Linked DNA regions of Homo sapiens: region 1 is linked to region 2. A link is an interaction called in ENCODE POLR2A ChIA-PET data of the cell type or tissue named here. Cell type or tissue: Panc1. All regions are shown on one strand. Links, peaks and the distances in the headings refer to the core of each region. The heading gives the core; the rest is flanking DNA.

Evidence for each region. ChIA-PET counts read pairs that join two places held together with the same protein. Peaks named below come from ENCODE experiments on the same cell type or tissue, not always from the same donor. Only the 100,000 strongest peaks of a DNase experiment are listed, where the experiment ranks them.
Region 1: POLR2A ChIA-PET joins it to region 2 with 17 read pairs; 3 of 35 experiments call an interaction of 5 or more read pairs at or near these places.

Annotation. Positions count from the first base shown.
Region 1 is chr11:34,129,366-34,137,893 of GRCh38, forward strand. NAT10 (N-acetyltransferase 10) reads left to right here. Exons shown (of 29, transcript NM_024662.3): 13 at 1,448-1,572; 14 at 2,016-2,166; 15 at 2,760-2,856; 16 at 3,661-3,777; 17 at 4,954-5,055; 18 at 5,147-5,221; 19 at 5,810-5,926; 20 at 7,277-7,410; 21 at 7,613-7,661. Among named protein-coding and RNA genes, the nearest start is that of NAT10, 28 kb to the left of the region's middle. In Panc1, for the core only: no CTCF peak of the experiment used is centred there; no DNase peak of the experiment used is centred there.
Region 2 is chr11:34,359,961-34,368,488 of GRCh38, forward strand. No RefSeq gene overlaps it. Among named protein-coding and RNA genes, the nearest start is that of ABTB2, 6.2 kb to the left of the region's middle. In Panc1, for the core only: CTCF peaks have their summits at 6,754 (motif pointing right) and 6,965; no DNase peak of the experiment used is centred there; H3K27ac peaks cover 1,499 bases.

The DNA.
Region 1 (8,528 bases), core at 1,118-6,117, 230 kb before region 2:
TTTCCTGGTGACTAATGATATTAGCATCTTTACATGTGCGTATTGGCCACTCACGTATGTTCTTTGGAGAAATGTGTATTCGTATCCTCTGTTCATCTCTCCAATTGGGTTGTCTTTTTTATTAATGATTTGTAAGGGTTCTTTATATATTCTTGATACCAGGTCCCTTTTCAGATATGATTTACAAAAATTTTCTCACATTCTATGGGTTTTTTCACTTTCTTCTTCTTCTTCTTTTTTTTTTTTTTTTTTTTTTTTTTGAGACAGACTCTGACTCTGTCGCCAAGGCTGGAGTGCAGTGGTGTAATCTTGGCTCACTGCAACCTTCACCTCCCAGGTTCAACCCATTTCTCCTGCCTCAGCCTCTTGAGTAGCTGGGATTACAGGTGTGTACCACCATGCCTGGCTAACTTTTGTATTTTTAGTGGAGACGGGGTTTCACCATGTTTGTCAGGCTGGTCTCAAACTCCTGACCTCAGGTGATCTACCCGCCTCGGCCTCCCAAAGTGCTGGGATTATAGGTATGAGCCACCATGCCCGGCCACTTTCTTTATAATAATGTCTTTTAACGACAAAAGTTTTGAAGTTTTGTTGCTTGTGCTTACTCTTTTTTCTTAAATAAATAAATAGGATACTTTTGGGAGAGCTTTGTTATGTGGTGTGGAGAGTGGGCATAAAACATCTAGCTTTTATCATTATTTGAGTAAGAGGAAGTATTTTACAGTCTTTGAATATAATAATGAGTACTATGAAATGATGTAATGAAAAGTGCTGTGTGTACCCTGTGGTGACATATGCCTGTGACTAAAGACAAGGAGAAGAAAACTCAACAATGAAAGCTGATTGAGTTATCAGATTATAGGTGATTTAATTTTTTTCTCAACATTTTTTAGCTATTTTATGTCACCTTATAAGTGGGCATAGCAATGAAAAGAATTACTGAGGTGGTGGATTTGTTTTATTTTCCAAACTGGAAATGTTCTCAGTTCATTTCCTTATGCACCGTACTTCTAAAAGCAGCTCCGTTAGTTGACCATTTAACTTTGTTCCAGCTTCACTAAAACTGCCTAAAGCCTTTATGCTAAAGGCTTTACTTACATCCTTTTTCCAGTCCTTATTTTTTAAGTTCACATCACAGTCCTGTGAGGTGTATAGAATAATCCCCTCTTGAAGATGAGGCGAAAAGAGATTCAGCTCCTTGCCCAAAGATACTAAGTAGATGAGCCAGGACGTGAGCCCAGGCCTGGGTGGCCCCAAGCTCAGCCACCGTGCCACCCTGCCTCCTTTGGACAGGTGCCTGCTATGCTGGAAGTTCAGAGATGAGCAAGGCTGTCCTGGGGGAAGCAGGGGTCTGGTGTTTCAGCAGGTGGAGGAAAGCAGCTCTCTGTCCCCTCCTAGACAGTGGATTTGGGACCTTGTGCCTGATTCCTTTTGCCTTTGTTTCTAGCTATGAGGGCACTGGCCGGTCACTGTCCCTCAAGCTAATTCAGCAGCTCCGTCAACAGAGCGCCCAGAGCCAGGTCAGCACCACTGCTGAGAATAAGACCACGACGACAGCCAGATTGGCATCAGGTACCCCAGAACCTGACCCGGGTCCCGCGGTTCACAGCAAGGCCCTTCAGTCTTACTGATCCTCGCTTCCCCTGTGACATCATGGGAAGCACCAAACCTTCCCACCATCAGGCTGAGAGGTTGAGTCCCCAAGAGGAGAAGTAGCTTTTTTCGGAGGAACAGCAGTCCAGTGACCAGATGGGAGCCAGACTAGGGCCTTCTGATGGTGGGGCCCTTGTGTGTCCTTGTCTCAGGGCATGGTTGCATTGAGATCCCTTTGGGGTTGGTATCGTGGCAAGTTGAATATCCACCAAAAACAATTTTAAACCACCCAGTTTAAATTCTTACCACACGTCTCTGGCCACCATGGGACAAATATAAAGTGAAACATTTTTCCTTGCTTTTTTAGACAATACATATTTAATCATTGTTTCTTCTTTTGTGTGTGTGATTGTGGGGAGCAGCGCGGACACTGTATGAGGTTTCCCTCCAGGAGTCAATCCGATACGCCCCTGGGGATGCAGTGGAGAAGTGGCTGAATGACTTGCTGTGCCTGGATTGCCTCAACATCACTCGGATAGTCTCAGGCTGCCCCTTGCCTGAAGCTTGTGAACTGTATCCTCCTCTGGGTTTCACTGGCCCTGTGAAAAGGAGAGGGGCGGTGAAAGAATTCAAAGGACTTGAGTCCTTTGTTTCATAGGATGCTGCTCTAGAGAAAGGGGAAAGTTGAACATTTTCAATTTCCTTTTTCTCTTCCTTTTTTTTTTTTCTTTCTTTTTTTTTTTTTTGAGATGGAGTCTCGCTCTGTCACCAGGCTAGAGTGCAGTGGCACAATCTCAGCTCACTGCAACCTCTGCCTCCCGGGTTCAAGTGATTCTCCTGCCTCAGCCTCTTGAGTAGCTGGGATTACAGGTGCCAGCCACCACGTCTGGCTAATTTTTGTATTTTTAGTAGAGACAGGGTTTCACCATGTTGGTCAGGCTGGTCTCAAACTCCTGACCTTGTGATCTGCCTGCCTCAGCCTCCCAAAGTGCTGGGATTACCGGTGTGAGCCAACGCGCCTGGCCCTCTTCTTCCTTCTTTTATGTGTTTCTGCTTAGGACACTGAGCTCCTGTTCCCAGCTACGGAAATTTGTTCTGCCTCCAGAGAGTAGTATGACCTGTCTTCGGCTATTTGTTTTGTTTTGGTTTCTTAACTCCAGACCCAGGTACTATGTTAATAGAGATACCCTCTTTTGCTACCACAAGGCCTCTGAAGTTTTCCTCCAACGGCTTATGGCCCTCTACGTGGCTTCTCACTACAAGGTAACTGCAGCTAGCCCTTGTGTGAATGGTAGCAGGGAGCTTCAGCATTTGGCAGTCCCCTTTTACTTGATTTGCATATTTTATTACCCAATGGCTTAGGTGACTGTTCCATTGGGACATTGATGAGTTCCACTGATCTTGCTGTGTGTAGGTATAGAGCATGTAGCTCCATGCAGTAACGGGACAGGGTGGAAAGCTGTGTCCATTTTTAAAGGAGTGCTTTCATTTCTTGCCTGCCTACTAAACTGATAGGATGAGGTGACATTGCAGTTGTGGCCCGGTGGTGCAGTTTGACCTGAGACCAGCTTTATAGCTCTGGGCTACTTTTATGGAACAGTGAATTTGAGGGTTTAGAATATCTGAGACTCTTAAAAACAAAAGGGTTGGTTAAAAAGGATACTTTTTGAATGTCTAGATAGTATTTTTATGAACAGCTTTTAATGGAAGGCTTGAAGAGTTGGTGTTAGAAGTGGTGACAGTTTTTCCTGAAATAGCAGCCTCTTATCTGTAAAAAGTTCACTTCCTAGCTGTGAAATAAGTAGTGCTAAATAAATTCTCTTCTTCTGTCCAGCCTCAGTGCTCGGGGTGAGAGGACAGTAGGCATTTGAGGCTAAGTTCCACTTAACCTGTTATGAAGAGTCTCAGGCTTGCCAAAATACTAGAAAGGTGCTTTGCTGGACTTCTGCTCCTCACTTGGCTTTGGAGAAGGCCATACTGCAGTCATCCTGTGGTTCTGAATCGAACCTTTTGCGTAAAGGGCAAGAGGAAGAGTGCTTCTCACTGACCCGTGTTTGGCTTCCACAGAACTCTCCCAATGATCTCCAGATGCTCTCCGATGCACCTGCTCACCATCTCTTCTGCCTTCTGCCTCCCGTGCCCCCCACCCAGAATGCCCTTCCAGAAGTGCTTGCTGTTATCCAGGTATAGGAGCAGAGGCGTCCTTGTGGCAGTGATTTGGGGAACCACTGAGGCATCAGGAATTAGTGGCTTAATAACTGCATTGTGGGAGTTTTGAAACTGTGGAGTCCTGGTCTGGAACCAAGGGGCTGGGTCTGCTGAGACAGGTGACTAGGGTGCACTGGAAGAGGTTAGCGCCACTAGACACCCAAAGCTCCACTGTTGACGGACGGGGAAAAGCCAGAACCGACCGCTCTCTTATTTTGACTCACAGCTTCTTCCACAAACAGACTTGTTTGTTTTCTCCCTTTATTACAAAAGCAATACATGGTGCATTTTGAATTAGAGGCTACAGATTGGGGAACAAATTTTTAATGCCTAGCATGGATGTATTTATGCATTTCTATATCACTTTTCCTTTTCATATACATAGTAATCTGCTTTTATTTTTAGGCAGTGTATAAAACACTCATAATCTACATAAGTTTTAAAGCTGTGTAGTATTTCATTATATACATGTACCATGATTTGTTCAACCATTCACCTGTTAGACATTTTAGTTATTTTGAACTTGTGCTGTTCTGTACAGAGCCTCATGAGCATCCTGTGTCTTGATGGCCTTCACACACGCACAGCATACATAGAGACTCTCTTCTAATGTGGCTTTTACTTTTTGGGTCAGGAGGCTGTCAGTCTTCTGCCCTGTAACATGGGGCCTGGTAATTAAGCTCCTGTTAAGAATGGATGTGTCAGGCCAGGCGCCATGGCTCACGCCTGTAATCCCAGCACTTTGGGAGGCCGAGGCGGGCGGATCACAAGGTCAGAAGATCAAGACCATCCTGGCTAACACGGTGAAACCCCTTCTCTACTAAAAAAAAAAAAAAAAATACAAAAAATAAGCCGGGTGTGGTGGTAGGCACCTGTAGTCCCAGCTACTCGGGAGGCTGAGGCAGGAAAATGGCATGAACCCAGGAGGCAGAGCTTGCAGTGAGCCGAGATAGCACCACTGCACTCCAGCCTGGGCGACAGAGTGAGACTCCATCTCAAAAGAGCGGGGGGAATGGATGTGTCAGTGTCAGGGTTAAACCTGAACATGGGGGTGGAAACAACTGGCCTAGTTCGAGAAACAAGCTATATTCTGTGAGTGGGCTCTGTATCAGAGTTGGCCTTTCTGCCTGCACTGTCCTGCTTCCCCCACAGGTGTGCCTTGAAGGGGAGATTTCTCGCCAGTCCATCTTGAACAGTCTGTCTCGAGGCAAGAAGGCTTCAGGGGACCTGATTCCATGGACAGTGTCAGAACAGGTGACGGGCTTTCCCTGGTGTGTCTGAGGGAAGCTGGTGGTGTCCAAAGATGTCTGTGTTGCTAAGTTACTGGTTTGTGTCTCCCACACAGTTCCAAGATCCAGACTTTGGTGGTCTGTCTGGTGGAAGGGTCGTTCGCATTGCTGTTCACCCAGATTATCAAGGGGTAATGTGTCCTCAGGCTCCCCTGAAGCCGTGTTGCTGGCGGTGCTTTAGGGTGGGGGTACTTGGTGGCTGGAATAAGAAGCTGGTCAAGCAGAAGCAAGTGAAGTGTAGGCACTTCCCTGCTCTGGAGAATTGAGCCAGGGTTCGGGGTGGGTGGGTGGACAGGATGATGGCATATGCTCACTCTTCCTTTGTGAGAACGAGGACTTGTGAACCAGACCTGCATAACAAAATTACCTTCTTAGAACACCTCACTGAGTAATTGGCTGTAGAAACTTCCTTTTCAGGCAATGGTACAGAAACTGCCTCTCATTTGGGCTTGCCCATCTGGAGACCAGAAAGCACAGCCATCCTTACCCTCAAGTGGCTGTTCTTGATGAGCTAGACCAGTGTTAAGAACTCGGGTCACACTACTTTCAGTCTTAAGTGTCTCTGCTTTGACCTCACTCAGGGTTTTCATTGGTTCTCTTGCCCCGTGCTGTTTGACAGGGAGGGAAGGTTCTCTAGAAGCAATGCAGGGGAGTCACTGTGGCTTAGACTGAGAGCAGCTCTCTTCCCTCGGCCTCTTCCCCTTCACGTTTGCTCCTAGATGGGCTATGGCAGCCGTGCTCTGCAGCTGCTGCAGATGTACTATGAAGGCAGGTTTCCTTGTCTGGAGGAAAAGGTCCTTGAGACACCACAGGAAATTCACACCGTAAGCAGCGAGGTAAGCATCTTTCGACAGACCTCCTGTGTCCTGGTTCTTGGGAGGATAATTCTCTGGGTTTTTAGGGGCATCAACAAAAACCAGTCCAGAGCTTTGGACCCCTCTCTCATTTTCTTCTGCTGCTTTCTCCTACCGAACACTTTAGATCCTCAGATCAGTATCATTGGGATCATCTGGCAGCTTGTTAAAAATGTAAATTCTTGAGCCCCACTCCAGACCTACTGAATCAGAAACTCTGGGGTAGACCCTGTAATCTGTAGTTTAACAAGATTCTCAGGTGATTCTGATGCTCATTCAAGTTTGAGAATCACTGCTCTATAATCTCTTTCATCCTACACCAGACTAAGGGAAGTTCTGTCATTCCTTGATAAGAATGACTAATACTAGTAACTGTGACAGCCTTTCATGTGCATTCATTGATTTTCATAGTATGTATATTTGAGAGCTAGACAAGGGGCTTTTATTTAAGTTGAGGCAGCTGGGCAACATGGCGAAACTCCATCTCTACAAAAAATACAAAAATTAGCCGAGCATGGTGGTGCACGCCTGTAGTCCCAGCTACTTGGGATGCTGAGGTGGGAAGATTGCTTGAACCCCAAGGTTGAGGCTGCAGTGAGCTGTGATCTCGCCACTGGACTCTGGCCTGGGTGACAGAGCCAGACCCTGTCTCAAGCAATGAAAAAAAAAGTTCAAGCTCAGAGGTTTGTCACTTCCTAAGGCTGTCAGGTGATAGAACCTGGACTTCATGCTGGATCACAGGAGCCTGCCTGTCCCTTTGTAAATCTGTTGGGCATTTTTTTTTTTTTTTGAGATGGAGTCTTGCTCTGTCTCCCAGGCTGGAGTGTAATGGCGTGATCTCAGCTCACTGCAACCTCTGCCTCCCAGGTTCAAGCAATTTTCCTGCCTCAGCCACCTGAGTAGCTGGGACTACAAGCACACACCACCGTGCCTAGCTAATTTTTGTATTTCCAGTAGCGATGGGGTTTTGCCATGTTGGCTAGGCTGGTCTCAAACTCCTGACCTCAGGTGATCCACCCGCCTCAGTCTCCCAAAGTGCTGGGATTACAGGCATGAGCCACCACTCCCGGCCTCTGTCAGTCGTTTCTAAACTCTTTGGCTGTCTTCCTGCATTCTAGAGGTCTGAAGCAGTGTGATTCTATGCATGTTGAGGTGTTTTGAGAATGATTGCTTGACTCCGGTGTTCTCATAGTTTGAAAACCACAGCAATAAACCAAGAAACCTCTCCCAGTTTTTGTTGTGCTAAGTCCAGAGTGCGCTGCGGCAGGGTGCTTGACGATGTCTCTCTCCCTCTGCTGAATGGACTGTGTTCTCTCCTTGGCATCTTCCCAGGCTGTCAGCTTGTTGGAAGAGGTCATCACTCCCCGGAAGGACCTGCCTCCTTTACTCCTCAAATTGAATGAGAGGCCTGCCGAACGCCTGGATTACCTGGGTGTTTCCTATGGCTTGACCCCCAGGCTCCTCAAGTAAGTGCCTGCCCTCCTTCCACGGCATCACTCCTTGGCATTGAGAAAGAAGAGTTCTGTGGGCTGTGTGTCTCTGTTGGTAGCTGGTATCGGTGCTAGCCTGCTATTTGTGGCGTGCTCTTCCTGGCTCTTGCCCTTGTGTGTCTATCAGCCACTCCCCAGAGGCCACACACAGTGACCTACTGTCTTTGTATCTTTGCAGGTTCTGGAAACGAGCTGGATTTGTTCCTGTTTATCTGAGACAGACCCCGGTGAGTGAGGCATCCAGCAGAGGAGAAGTTTAGGTTTACCGTTATGGTAGGTGACAGGCCTGTCCTTGCAAAGAGCCCTAGTGCCTCCCTGCTGCATCGCTCTGAGCAGGTGGCTGTGCCTCTGAAGAGGTTTATTCTGATGGACATGGAAACAGCCATCCTCAGTGACAGGCCACATCATCACACATTTCTTCTCCGACTACACGGTGCATGCGTTGAGCTTAGTCATAAAATGGCAGAGGTACACGTGGACTTGTTCATCAGATTCTGGGAAAGGAGAGTGGACAGGAGGATCAAGGGTAATTCCTAGAGTTTTGGCTTGAGAAACTGGGTGTTGGAGGTGCTGTCGGAGATGGGACTCACTGCAGGAGGAGCAGATTTGGAGGGAAGAGTGGGAGTTCTTTTTTGATGTTAATATGAGATGCCTATTGGACATCCAAGTGGAAATGTGGACTAGGCATTCATTTGACTACAGGAATTTGGAGGTAGGGAAGTTTGGGGCTAGAGATGGAGCTTTGGGAGCCATCAGCATATTCATAATAGAATGCACTGCAGGAGGGCACGGAGCTCTTGTCTGTTGTGTTCATTGCTGTATTCCTCGCACTTAGAGTAGCAATTGCTGTGTAGTTTGTGTTCAGTAAATACTTTTGTTGAGTGAATGAAAAATATCTGGAGCCAATGAAAGGATGTGAGAGTGACTCCTTGGACCCTAACGTTTAGAGGAATGAAGAGGAGGACACAGCACATACAAGACTGAGAAGGAACAGCCCTGATGCGCAAGAGAAAGTCGGGTGTGGTGTCACACGTCAAGGTGAAAAAGTGGGAATGGGAGTCAGCCCTGTTGAGAGGATGAGGAGGATGAGGACA
Region 2 (8,528 bases), core at 1,982-6,981:
AATTCAGCCATGGGAAATGCTTCTGAACAAACAACTGAGTTTCTTTAATAAATAAGTTTCAAGGAAAGAAAGAGATGGAGAGAAGACCTACACATTTAAAGAGACTTGAAAGACATAATAACCAATTACAAGGTGTGGAACTTATGTGTATTTTGAATTTGTTTTAAAAAGCCAGTAAACATTTGACATTATGAAACCATTAGGAACACTGCCTCGATGTTTGCTCTTAAAGAATAACTGTTTTTTTTTTTTTGATGTGGTAATGGTAGTGTGGTTATATTTATCAAATGTTCTTATCTTTTAGAGACACATGCTGAAATAAGTGTTTTGTAGCCCTCAAGAGTTGGCTTCCTCAAGGAAAAAAGGAAGACAAATCCTCATGGAAAAATCTGGTAAAGGGACTAGGAAGTTAGGAAAGACTGTAGATAGATCTCTTGTCTTTCAAATTTTCCTCAGTCTTCTAGTCAGCCTGAGGACTGGCAGTACCAAGTAAACCCAGAATGTGTCTGTGTTTGTGTTTTGTGTGATATGGGAAAAAGAATAGGAGGAAGATAGATAGAGATGAATATATATATATATATATATATATATATATATATATATATATATCCAGCCATCTTAGAATGAACCAATTCTTTGATTTCAGTTCAACTTTTGGGAGTTGGCCAGTGTGGTGAAATACAAAACTTTGGGTCAAGGAAAGAAAGGACATGGTTTCTTATATATACGTGCATGTGTTCAGTTAAGCCAATCTGCTGGTAATGTGTTTGATTTTAAGAATGCAAATTATATTAAGAGAAAATGTCATCCCAACTCGGGCCTTACCCAAACATTATTTTTGAAGAAACATTGTTTTTGAAGAAAAACAGCTGTCATTAAGCTGGACAAGGAGAAAAGAACATAACAGAACACTGGCAAACATTGGAACAATTCCAAGTGGAGTTGACAATTAAGAAGCAGATCTCGGATTACCCACGCAAAAATCATGTAACAGAGGTAGCTTGAAGTAAACTTTAGAAACTTTACCTGGTGTGAGGTCTTCTATGTGCTTACACAATCAAAAACAATCTGGAAATTAGGAGATAAAATACCCTGGAATTTACCTTGAAAGTGAGGGTGTTATAATCCCAACTATTTACAGACAGAACTGTCTCATGAGAAAGGTAGATTATGGCCTTGACTTTGGAGAGTGGCCAAATTTTAATTTAGTTTGTGGATCACCTTCAGTGCATTTGGCAGATGTAGATCTTTAACTCCCACAGGTGGTTTTAATCAACTCTCCTAGTCAGGAGGGAATGTCTTTAAGCAGAGAATTAACATGTTCAGGCTTACAGAAATAGATTTGAAATTAATTGGAGAAAACTAAGTTTATAGAGCAGAGAGCATTACCTGCTTGTTTGTTGGTTGTCTTTCTGTCCTACAAGAATATAAGCTCCATGAGGGAAGGGATCTTCTCCATTGAGTTCACTTTTGTATCCCATTGCCTAGGTCAGTATGAGCGTAAAGTAGGAGCTCAATAAATATTGAATAAGTGAATGAATGAAACTAACAGGATGAATGGGGCAATGTAATGAACAGCTAGGTTTCTTTTTAAACTCTCAAGGAACCAGCAGGTGCTTAAGACTGTGTGTTAAGGGAAAAGGATTACTGACATCTGAACTGAGATTTTCCTGATACCTGCCTCCTCCATAGACTTTAGGAGAGTCATGTGCTCCCCATCCATATTATTATTATTTTTGAGACAGAGTCCCACTCTGTCATTCAGGCTGAAGTGCAGTGGTGCTATCTCGGCTCACTGAAACCTCCACCTCCCAGGTTCAAGAGATTCTCCTGCCTCAGCCTACCAAGTAGTGGGGACTACAGGCATGTGCCACCACTTCTGGCTAATTTTTGTGTTTTTAGTAGAGACGGGTTCACCATACTGGCCAGGCTGGTCTCAAACTTCTGACCTTAAGTGATCTGCCCGCCTCAGCCTCCCAAAGTGTGGGAATTACAGGCATGAGCCACTATGCCCAGCCCCCACCCACATCAGAAAGGGGTTCCTAACACCTTGGGGAGGTGGGCTTAGGAAGTGGGGAGTGTCTTTGAATCACCTAAAATTGCCTACAACATTTTTAATATGAGTACATATTTGCATATTCTGGAGAGAGGGTCAATGCCTCTAGGCAGGACTGTCTGATAGAACTTTCTGAGATAAAGAAAAAGGTTCCATATCTGTGCTATCAAATACAGAAGCCACTAACCACTTGTGGCTGCAACTTGAAATCTAGCTATTGTGACTGAAGAACTGAGTCTTAAATTTTAATTAATTAATTATTTTTGAGATGGGGTCTCACTGTCACTCAGGCTGTAGTGCAGTGGTATGATCTTGGCTTACTGCAACCTCTGCCTCCTTAACTCAAGTGGTCCTCCCACCTCAGCCTCCTGAGTAGCTGGGACCACAGGTGCACGCCACCACGCCCAGCTAATTCCTTGTATTTTTGATAGTGACAGGATTTTGCCATGTTGCCCAGGCTGGTCTCGAACTCCTGAGCTCAAGTGATCCTCCTGCCTCAGCCTTTAATTTAATTTTAAACTTGAATAGCTATAAGTAGTTAGTGCTACCATAGTGGACAGCACGGGTCTATAGCCTTCGTGAAGATCTCAATGAGGCCAATGATCCTAAGAGGTGAGAAATAAGAATGATGGTTGTTAGAGAAGTTTTTCCAAAATGATGGCAGAACACAGTGGCCCATTGTTAGGTCACAGCGCCACAGCGCAATGTTAGGAAAGGAGATAAATGTTAGGGCCTTGGACAAAGAAAACCATTTGGAAAAGGCATATACAAAGTCTTAAATGGGATGTGAACTCAGCCCATGTGTAAGGAGTAAGACATCCTTCCATTGTCAAGACATCACAGTCCATGTTGAATTGGTGGGAGAGTACATGGTGAGGAGGTAGGTTTGTCCCTAAGGGTAGCTAAAGGCAGACAAGTCCTGGGGACATAGAACCAGCTCCTATGTATGCAAGGTCCAGGGTCTGCTGTCTGTTCAAGGCTCAGGGAAGAGGAGGCCCCTCTATTTACATAGATACATATAAATTTGTTTTTTTTTTCTTTTTTTTTTTTTTTTTTGAGATGGAGTTTCACTCTTGTTGTCCAAGCTGGAGTGCAATGGCATGATGTCAGCTCACTGCAACCTCCGCCTCCCGGGTTCAAGCGATTCTCCTGCCTCCGCCTCCCGAGTAGCTAGGATTACAGGCATGCGCCACCATGCCCAGCTAATTTTGTATTTTTAGTAGAGACAGGGTTTCTCCATGTTGGTCAGGCTGGTCTCAAACTCCCGACCTCAGGTGATCCACCCTCCTCGGCCTCCCAAAAGGCTGGGATTACAGGTGTAAGCCACTGCACCTGGCCATAAATTTGGATTTTTAAAGACAATCTAAGTCTGGGCTTGGCAGAGACAATAAGCTGCTTAGATGAGTGGGAAGGTCAGGGTGGAGAGCAGATCAAACCAGAAATGGCTCAGAACCAGACATCAAACAGTGCCTAGCCCTGGCAACTGATAAGAACACGGGTGGTAAATAGCATTCAGCAAACAGGCCCCTACCAGAGTGGCTGGTAGAAGACTCTAATTTCCAAAACCTTGGGGGAGGGGGCAAGGAAAGGCTGAGCCTGTAGGAACTGAAGGATGGTGCAGAGAGTCAAGACAGGGACTCAGTTATTGGGACTGTGGGTTTCCAGGCGGGGGTTTGGACACAAGGTTTTCAGAGCCAGGTCAGGAGTAGCAGGCAGCGTAATCACGTCCTGAATCTCTGAGGCACTTACTGGTTTGGGACTCCTTAACTTACTGGTTTGGGAACTCCTTAACTATTTGCTGACAGGTGCCAGGCTTGTCTCAGAATCTGGGATGAAGTGGGGCTTCCATAGCTCCTCCTGCAAGGGTTAGAGAGTCACTAAGCAGGGAGCACAGAGATGATTTCAAAAGCATTGCTTGCTACATCGCGGTATTATGAAAACCATCTGGGTTGTTCTTTGGACACTTAACATAATATGCCTGAGAACAGGTGATAACTTAAATGAGTCGTTTTCAAATTGCCGAGTTGAGAAATCCCTTTTTCCAGTCTTACACAGGCCTTGATATGAAATACAAAGAAGCAGAAAGCTTGATTTGGGGTTGTGGGTGGAAGGGTCTAGAGCCAATTCATGAATTTTCAGGCAGCTTCTGAGAAACTCAGTGGAAGCCCAAAACTTTGCAGAGCTACTGGAAAACCACTGACCAAAAGCCATTGTCAGTTCTTTGACTCACTATGCGGGTTGGTACATCTGGGGGAGAAATGGGTCAAACATAAGGAAGGAAATACTGTGGAATGCAAGGAAAGCTGAGAAACGTGGTAAACAGGAGTGTTATGGTTAGCAGAGCTGCTTTGAAGTTGATCAAACAGAACACTCAGTTGTTGAAAAAGAAACCAATGGTGTGGAAACTGTAAAGTCTCCTCCATCCTGTGCAACCTAGATTAGCCCATTCCTGACACAGGTATTTGTTCTGAATCTCACGACTAAAGAAAAACACAGACAATTCAAAACAAAGCCCCAAAATGGTTATAAAGAAGAAGAAAAAAATACTTCCCCAAGGTATGTTCCGCAGGATGGCTAGTCTCATGAGATGGCCTACAAAAAAAAAAAAAAAGAAAAAAGAAAAGAAAAAAAAGAATTGAATTTTGTGGTTAACTTTGGGAAATTTTGCATTCTGTTTCTCCCTCTACTATACTCATGACCTACAATATTTAAGGCTCTGTTTGTATTTCTTGTAACCCATGCTATCCTGGTCCTGGGCTTAACTGTGCAGAGAGTTTTTTTTTTTTTTTTTTCAAATACCACAGGCTATTTTAAAGTAACTGGGACTTTTTATTTAACTTGAAGAAGAGAAGACAATGACTATCTTCTGTGTCTTATGAAGACAATGACACATCTTATGTGTTCGCTCAAGTAGTTGTGATAGGGCAGGACCTTGGACCAAATCCAGATAGATATTAGGACTGGTCAGTTTCAGTATCTGACCATTGCCCAAAGCTGGAATTTGGTTCTTTTGGACACAATGCGATCCCAAAGGTAGTTCCAAACCTAGGACATTGCTTCACAGGAGAAAATCGGGGTAAGTGCTAACACTGTGAAACTCCGTCTCTACTAAAAATACAAAAAATTAGCCAGGCGTGGTGGTGGGGGCCTGTAGTCCCAGCTACTCGGGAGGCTGAAGCAGGAGAATGGCGTGAACCCGGGAGGCGGAGCTTGCAGTGAGCCGAGATCGCGCCACTGCACTCCAGACTGGGCAACAGCAGGAGAATCCGGCTCAAAAAAAAAAAAAAAAAAAAAATTGGGGTAAGTGCAGAAGTAATTGTGGCTTTTGCCATTGAAAGTAATGGCTAAACCGCAATTACTTTTGCACCAACCTAATAAAACCGTTCACAAAGCAAACAAGATAGGTTGTAGGAGGGCTTTCCAACAGGAGCTCTGCCTGTCAGGCAGTTGGCATCACAAATGTGTTAGCTGGTATCAGAGGAAGCCACTGGGAGCCTGGGAGTTTTTTTGATTGTGTGTGTGTGTGTGTGTGTGTGTGTGTGTGTGTGTGTGTTTTGATGGAGTCTCCTGCTGTCGCTCAGGTTGGAGTGCAGTGGTGTGATCTTGGCTCACTGCAACCTCCACCTCCCAGGTTCAAGCAAGTCTCCTGCTTCAGCCTCCCGATTAGCTGCGACTACAAGCGCCCGCCACCACGCCCAGCTAATCTTTGTATTTTAATAGTGACCTGGCTTCACCATGTTGGCCAGGCTGGTCTCGAACTCCTGACCTCAGGTGATCCACGCCCCCCCCACCCCCCCCCGGTTTTCCAAAGTGCTGAGATTATAGGCTTGAGCCACCCTGCCCAGCCTGGGAGCCTGGGGTTTAATGGCAAGAATTTTAGGGAAGGGGCTGGCACTTAAGACCACAGAGCTGAATTATGGGACAGAGAATCCAGGGACAACTTGATTGTGGTAGTGTTGCCATATTCCCAGACCTAGATGTTTCATATTCTAGTTATCAATTATCTGCTTAAAAAAAAAACAAAATCAACAATTGTGCTCTTCTACCCTGGTATAGAGAATCTATTTCAGCTTTTAATATTCATCTGATGGTTTTATACAAATCTCAAGTCCCAGGCACCTTTCTTGGAAATACGAATTCAGTAAGTCTGTAATGTGATCCGGAGTAAAAATATTTTAAACAAGCATTCTGGCTGGGCACAGTGGCTCATGTCTGTAATCCCAGCACTTTGGGAGGCCAAGGCCAGAGGATCACTTGAGCCCAGGAGTTCAAAACCAGCTTGTCAATATAGCAAGACTCCATCTCTACAAAAGAAAAATACAAAAATCAGGAGGGCGTGGTGTTGGGTGCTTTTAGTCCTAGCTACTTGGGAGGCTCAGGTGGGAGGATCGCTTGAGCCCAGGAATTGAAGGCTGCAGTGAGCTACGATTGTGTCTCTACACTCTGGGGTGGGACAGAATGAGACGCTGTCTCAAACAAACAAAAATTCCCGGGTGATTCTTATCAGGCAAGTTTGGGAACTAAGACATTTGTTTCTTAAACCTCAAGGCACCCCAAAACTGTTTTAAAATGCAAATTCTGTAGCCGTAGAGACTGAGTCCTCATTTGTAACCAGAGGGTCTCAGTTTGATTCAAATGCTTTGGGTCCAGGAAACTTGCAATTCAATATGCAAGTCCAGGAATTTCAGGTGTTCCCGGCAGGTGGCACTCTCAATCATTTAGCTATGAACTTGCACCTAAGAAGCCATTTTTTAAAACTCATGAGCAGGATTTAAAGTAAAAACAAACAAACAAACAAACAAACAACTTTTGAATCTCCCAAGAGGATAGATCTGGAACCACATAACTATTCCTAATGATAAATTCTTTAAAAAATCTGAAAATGTCTCTGTCTGCCCTTAAGCAAGGGTGCTTAATATTAGGAATGATTGTAGACAGCTGCAGCACAGGGATGGATGGCTGAATTGCAGATGGGACTGGAGGAAGTGGTCTTCAGAGTTCAGATAGTAGCCTTTAAAAAAATTATTTCCAGCCGGGCGAGGTGGCTCACGCCTGTAATCTCAGCACTTTGGGAGGCCAAGGTCGGTGGATTACCTGATGTCAGGAGTTCGAGACCAGCCTGGCCAACATGGTGAAATCCTGTCTCTACTAAAAATACAAAAATTTGCTGGGCATGGTGGCGTGTACCTGTAATTTCAGCTATTCAGGAGGCTGAGGCAGCAGAATCACTTGAACCTGGGAGGTGGAGGTTGCAGTGAGCCGAGATCACACCACTGCACTCCAGCCTGGGCAACAGAGTGAGACTCTGTCTCAAAAAAAAAAAAAAAAAAAAAAAAAAAAAGAATTATTTCCATAGGTTTTTGGGGAACAGGCGATGTTTGCTTATATGAGTAACTTCTTTAGTGGTGATTGCTGAGATTTTGGTGTACCCATCACCTGAGAAGTATACAAGGTGCCCAGTTTGTTGTCTTGTATCCCTCACCCCCCCCATTCCTTTCCCCCAAATCCCCAGAGTCCATTATATCATTCTTATGCCTTTGCGTCCTCATAGCTTAGCTCCCACTTATGAGTGAGAACATACAATGTTTGGTTTCCCATTCCTGAGTTACTTCACTTAGAATAATGGTCTCCAATTCCATCCAGGTTGCTGCAAATACCATTATTTTGTTCCTTTTTATGGCTGAGTAGTATTTCATGGTGTATCTATACAATTTCTTTATCCATGTGTTGATTGATGGGCATTAGGGCTGGTTGCATATTTTTGCAATTGTGAATTGTGCTGCTATAAACATGTGTGTGCAAGTATCTTTTTCATATAATGACTCCTTTTTTTCTGGGTAGATAGCCAGTAGTGGGATTGCTGGATCAAATTCCTACTGACACTGTTCTACAAATAGAGAAAGAGGGAATCCTCCCTAAATCATACAAGCCAGTATCACCCTAATACCCAAATCAGGAAAGGACATAACAAAAAAAGAAAACTACAGACCAATATCCCTGATGAAGATAGATGCAAAAATCCTTAACAAAATACTAGCTAACTGAATCCAACAGCATATTGAAAAGATAGTCCATCATTATCAAGTGTGTTTCATACCAGGGATGCAGGGATGGTTTAACATACTCAAGTCAATAAATGTGATACACCACATAAACAGAATTAAAAATAAAAATCACCTGATCATCTCAATAGATGCAGAAAAAGCATTTGACAAAATCCAGCATCTCTTTATGATTAAAACCCTCAGTAAAATTGGCACAGAAGGGACATATCTTAATTATACTAAATGTATAATTAAGTACAGCCAACATTATACTGAATGGGGAAAAGTTGAAAGCATTCCTCCTGAGAACTGGAACAAGACAAGAATGCCCACTCTTACCACTTCTATTCAACATTGTACTGGAAGTTCTAGACAGAGCAATCAGACAGGAGAAAGAAATAAAGGGCATCCAATTTAGTAAAGAGGAA